Regions from separate parts of the Homo sapiens genome. Here region 1 is linked to region 2. Evidence: read pairs that join two places in POLR2A ChIA-PET (ENCODE). Cell type or tissue: A673. All regions are shown on one strand. Links, peaks and the distances in the headings refer to the core of each region. The heading gives the core; the rest is flanking DNA. Region 1 overlaps TENM2 (teneurin transmembrane protein 2). Region 2 overlaps TENM2 (teneurin transmembrane protein 2).

Region 1 (2,917 bases), core at 95-2,594, 73 kb before region 2:
AGAGAAAAGGAAGTTATATATCAAAAGGGTAACAGTGATCATCTCTGGGTGTTCAATTTTGGGTGGTTTTCATTGTCTTCTTAAATTGCACATGCATATTCCAATTATTCTGTCGTGTTCTTAGAATGTAGGAAAAAACATATCTAATTCATGTTATTAATGAAAAAAAATTCAAGGAATTAAAAGGCACACATATTCCAAAAAAGACATCTCAGGCCTTTTTTACATTCCTGTCCCCCACCCCGCAGGACTCCTCAGGAGTACATCCAGTCCTGTCAATCTCCCACAGAAAAGTCCCCCAGGTGGTCACTGCTGTCTCCTCTCAAGGCCTCAATCCCACCTCACCCCCCCACCCCAATCACTCCAGTCTTCCTGCTTCCTGAGCCTTCAATCAAGACAGGACACGCCAGGCTGACTGAAGGCTTGACCTATTTCAGACAGTCTTTCTCTGCCACGGTCATAACTAGGTGGTTATTAACCAACGCAGTGATTAACAAGAAAATTAGCCGTTTGAAAACAAGGCCAATCCTCCAGTCCTTCCACTTCAAAAACTAATCTGCATCAGCCTCATCTATCCAGGCTCATTTTCGATGAATTCTCACAGCCAACTTTCACTTCCAAACATGAGAAATGATGTTTTAAAAACCTTGGGCTTATAAATCATTACCCCCACTCCCAACTTTTATTTGGATCATCAGAGCAGCCCTAATGGGAACACATATACAAACAGAGAGGTCCTCATGCCAAGCCTGGAAAAGTTTCTTCTCTTGCCTGCTGGGAATATCATTTAACCTCTCAGTACCGTAATTTCCACCTTCATGATACACAGATAATAATTCCTCCCCCACATAACTGACGGTGGTTTCATGTATGGAAAGTGCTTTGATAATTTTTTTTTTAATTGCAAGAGAAGTCCCAATGCTGTTTCATAGCTCACCAGCTTCTCTCATCTAAGGGCTTCCTAATGCACCAAAGGGAAAACGTTTGCCTCAGTGCAATGTTTCCGGAGAAAGATATCATTCCTTTCCTTTCCAAAACCCCCCCCCCCTTTTTTTTTTTTTTTTTTTTTTAGTGGGTTGAGGGCACAGACAGAAAGATACTGTAAGAAACGGCATGAGATCTAAGCATTTCAGGTGTGAAATGAATTTTTCCTGGCATCATCCAGAATGTGCTCTGAGCTGCCACACTAACTAACTGAGGTTAGGGTAGAATAAAAGCCTTAAATTGAGAACGTCTTTGCGTGAGTGGATTTAAACAAGACCTTTCAAATTAATTTAACATACTTGCTTTTATTTCTCTTTGTTCAGATGTCAACTTTTTGTAAGAGTCGGATGCCGTTCTTTCGCTCCATCCTAATGGGCACTTGGTCATGTGCCCAGCAACATTCACTCCAGAAAGGGAATCTGCTTCCTGTGCAATAGAACTCTGTCTGGAACAACCAGGGAGATGTTTTCATCCACATGGACAGAGATTTCCGGCACCTACTGGTTTTCCCACCCACACTGAGTGTTGCCCTCTAAATGAGTCACTCTGGTTTCCACAGAGAGGTCAGGTGTCTCTCGGGAGCTGGACTTCCTGAATTCACTCCACCACGTTTTATCTGTGTAACCTTGTGCAGGGTACCTAAAATCTCTGTTACCTCATCTGCAAAATGGGGATACCTAATACTTGGAGAGTTGTTGTTGAATTAACGCAAGGCACTTGGCCAGGAGCGTGGCACACGATAAATCCATTGTGAACACCAATTATTATTATTATTGTTATTATTACTATGCTATCATGATGACTTTGCAAGCTTTCTTCTTGCCTGAAATATCTCACCCTCCTTGCCTGTCTTTGGCGTTTGGTATTGCTGGCAATTGACCTTTCCTGCACCCATCCCCCAACCTACTCTTTCTTTAGCTTTGATAATGCGACATTAACGTGACTCTTCTCCTAACTCTTGCCCCTTTTGCTTTCTTCTTCTCTTTCTATTTTTTCCCCTGCACATGCAGGCATTATTGGAGGTTCGGTCCTCTTTCTCCTCTTTTCTCTTTTCAGCAAATGCTCTTCTTTCAGTAATGGAATTCTTGTCACAGGCTTTAAAAATGCAAAATCTCTCTCAGTGTTTCTCATTGTCTCTTCTTCCCCCTCCCTTCATTCCTCTCTATCTTCTCTTCCCTTCCATTCTTTTCTTCCCTCTTGCCTCTCTTCCCTGAAATCCAGACCCAAAGTTTCAGCTGTCTGTTGGATATGACCATCGAGCCAATCCACGCCTTTTCAGATTCAAATTTATTTCCCATCCCCCGCTCAAACGAAGATCTCCTTCCCTCCCAATCCCCATTCTTGCTTTTCCTAAGAAGGGCTCATCACACTAGCCATGCTCAAGAACTCAAAGCTATCTTTGACTCCTCCTTCTCATTTCCCTCCACATTCATCCAGCCTATGGCTCTCTACCTTCTTTCCTGATGAAGTCCCTGGCAACTCCTATACCCAGTGACTTAGCCTTAGGCAAGGTTCTCCTTAATGCTGAGAGCCTGGTTTAGGTCTTGCAGTAATCAACTAAATATCTGTACATCTCCAGTCTCTCTCCCCCAGCTCCTCTTACACTTGCTTCCATATGAACTCTTTCTCAAGAGCATCTGGGCAGCTTTTAAACACTGTGGTGTCCAGGCTGCTGCCTGGCCCTATTACATCAGAGTTTCTGGGTTGGCATCCCGGCATTTACATTGTTTCAAACTCCTGAGGTGATTCCAGTGACTGGCCTAGGCTGCCAATTTAAGCTTAAAGGGATAGCTAAGCAAGTCCAAGCTACTAGATCAGTGCTTCTCAGACGTTAGCATATATTAGACTCATTGGAAAGCTGGTTAAACCACAGCTTTATGGGCCCCACCCCTAGAATTTCCAATTCCCTAGGTCCAGGGAAAGGAGAGAGGTA
Region 2 (2,917 bases), core at 282-2,781:
CATCAAACAAAAACAGTTGCTGCCTTTATGGGCATGATCCTAGTGCAAGAGAAGGAAAATTATAACTAAAAATACACATGCAGACTATCGCTTAAAATGGTGTGACAGGTGCTGCAAAGAACAAACTGGATCCTGAAACAGAGCAACTGGGGATGGGGTTGGGGGAAAGGAGAGTTTAGATAAAGGGGTCAGGGACAGCATCGGAGCTGAGATCTGAGGGATGAGAGTAGCCGGTCCTACAAAGATGCAGCAGAACTTTGGTGGTGAAGAGAACTTCAAGTCAGCAGGACCTATGGCAAGCCCCTTAGCCCTTCACTGACTTCTTTTCCTCATCTGTAAAACGGTGATGATAATGGGATCTAATCTGTAAGGCTTTCCTGAGGATTAAATTAGATAGTATTTAACATTTGTCTAGGACAAAGCCTGGCCAAGTGCTATTGAAGTGGTTGCAAAATAAATGTCATGTAGAGGCAAAAGTATGTGCTGAGGCCCTGAGGTTGGATAAGGGATTGTTTGAGCAACTGCAAGGTGGGTGTGGCATTTGGGTGGGGCAGGTGTGGGAAGGCAGTGGAAACTGAAGTTGGTAAAGTGGCAGACATCACAGGGATCCTACAGGGCACAGCAGGGGAAGAGGGATTCCATGGTAAGTTCAAAGGGAAAAAGGTGGAGAGTTTTGCTATGACCCCAGTAGACCTCTGAAGTTCATTGTCCAGAGGTTGGAAAATTATCCCTGATTAACTTTTTGTATAGTTCTTTCATTCAGTGATTTCAGGCAATAACTCAACTCCTCAAAGGGAACAGTTTCCTCAGGTAAGAAGTTTTAAATAAAGAACCTCTATTTCATTCACGCTCATTAAACTGTTCCCCCCCCCCCGCCCACCTAGCTCCTTGCCATAATAAATATAATTATATCCATCTTTAATGACTTTGGTTCCTTCAGCTGCAGGTGCTACAATACTGTATTTATTAACATATTTTAAGCCCTTTAAAAATACTGCATTAATTCCTATGGTAATTTAGTACCCAGAATACATTCTCTGTTCTGAATAGATGTTAATCACCACAGAATGACTGATTTGCCTGTGTACAAGTTAAGCCATGCTCTAACTAGTAGCTAGTACCTTTTTAATTCAATATTGTTACTGAAACTGTTGATTAAAATTTAGTTGCAATAATTGTTCCTTGCCCCCTACCAGCCCCACTCTGAGGACTCAAACCAAGAGCAAACAATTGCATTCTGTTCCACTGAAGATGAGAGTGTTAATTCTGAGCAATTATGTTTCTAGTAACATTGGTTGGAAAAAAGTTCAGCCAATGCCGGTTATTCCGAACCACCTTGGATTTTTTCGTTATCTGGTTAAAACAGCAGCAGTGGGAAGGCCACTACAGAGAAACATACATGAAACTGAAGACTACTTAGGGGAGGACAGGAGGCCATCTGGCTTCTGTCTTGAGGATGGAGGATGGATACAGTCAGTTTCTACTTGGTGGGGCAAGGTGCAATCTGGCTTGTGCCAGAATCCCAGCACACTACCCATTTAACCTGAAATCATTTTGGAAATAGAGAAAACATTCTATTATAAAATTTGGATGAAAATGAAATGCTGCCATTGACTGTAGACAAAGGAAATAACCATTGCACGTGCCAGGTTCTGAAATCAGCACCTCAATGTGCATGATCTCATTTAACCACATGGCTGGGATATCAGGGAGGTACCTTGACTATCCGCCTTTACCAAAGCTCAGAGAACTTAAGTAACTTGCTCAGAGTCACTAGTAAGCAGCAGAGCTCCTGAGTCTGTGCTCTTAACCTTTGGCCACACTGCCTTTTTAATTGATCCCTTAATCAATCAATTAATTAATCAATCAGGTGGGAAGGATATTAAAAATGTAAGGAAATACATAGTAAAGTATTATGTGTCAGAAAAAGTGTTTTTGAAAACAAAAATGTAACAACTTTTCCTTTCTTGGCTTGAAGGTTAGTGACAGGAAATGGTGCTATTAACATCTTTGGGGAAATAAATCTCTATGCTATAGTTTTCCTTTTGCAGAGTCTATCAAGGGGTCTATGAAGAAGGAAGAAAGTGCTGGCTTTTTGGGTGCAGGTGGAGAGTGCTGAGCTGCTCTGCAAAAATATAGTGAAATCCATTTGAATTTCTGGCCAATCGGAAGAAATAGAAATGCAGCAGGGAACCTGGCAGGGAGCTGGAGCCCCAGTTAGTCAGAACTGACCCAAGCACTCTTGAAGAAGAGAGGTGTTGAATATTCTATTTAAACTTCTTTTTATTGCTGGCATATGAAACTCTCAATTCTTCATTTTCTCCAAACTTTCAGTAAAGTCTGTTCCACACAAGGTTTTGGGTGGATGATTTTGTCTGCCTGAGATTTTGTTTGCTAGTTTGTTTGTTTTTTTGCACATGCTAGGGGTAAGAGGCCAAATTCTACAACTGGAGCAGCTTGGGGTGGAGAGAAAGGTACAGGTACACGACGTGTTGGGCTGCGGGAAGGAGTAAGTGCTGAAAAATGAACAAACATGAGCTTGAGCACAGGAGCTCAGGGAACACCCAGAATGTGGGAATGGTCTGTGGAGATGGGTTTGAGCTGATACCTGGGTCACAGTTGTTTTTTTTTTTTTTTAATTATCATTACCATTATCTCCATGGAGCTGAGAAGTATTACTATCCACTATTCAGACAGATAAATGAGCGCACTGAGAGCTCAGTCACTTCAACAAATATTAAATGCCCGGCCCTCTTACTCAAAGCCACTAAGGCAGCCAGGGCCCAATCCCAGGTTTCCATGGCCAGCCTGACACTTAACTCAAAAGAGAGCCCTAGCAATTTGGGACTGCAGAGCCCGTGGGATCGCAAGTCTGTCCTGGGAGGTGCTGCCAACAGACTGACACTGCCTATGCATG

Evidence for each region. ChIA-PET counts read pairs that join two places held together with the same protein. Peaks named below come from ENCODE experiments on the same cell type or tissue, not always from the same donor. Only the 100,000 strongest peaks of a DNase experiment are listed, where the experiment ranks them.
Region 1: POLR2A ChIA-PET joins it to region 2 with 6 read pairs; 3 of 35 experiments call an interaction of 5 or more read pairs at or near these places.

The regions. Positions count from the first base shown.
Region 1 is chr5:167,898,265-167,901,181 of GRCh38, reverse strand. All of the region lies in intron 5 of TENM2 (teneurin transmembrane protein 2), which reads right to left. Among named protein-coding and RNA genes, the nearest start is that of TENM2-AS3, 54 kb to the left of the region's middle. In A673, for the core only: no CTCF peak of the experiment used is centred there; a DNase peak (open chromatin) is centred at 1,451; H3K27ac peaks cover 2,500 bases.
Region 2 is chr5:167,825,586-167,828,502 of GRCh38, reverse strand. The region is part of intron 4 of TENM2 (teneurin transmembrane protein 2); the gene reads right to left. Among named protein-coding and RNA genes, the nearest start is that of TENM2-AS3, 130 kb to the left of the region's middle. In A673, for the core only: no CTCF peak of the experiment used is centred there; no DNase peak of the experiment used is centred there.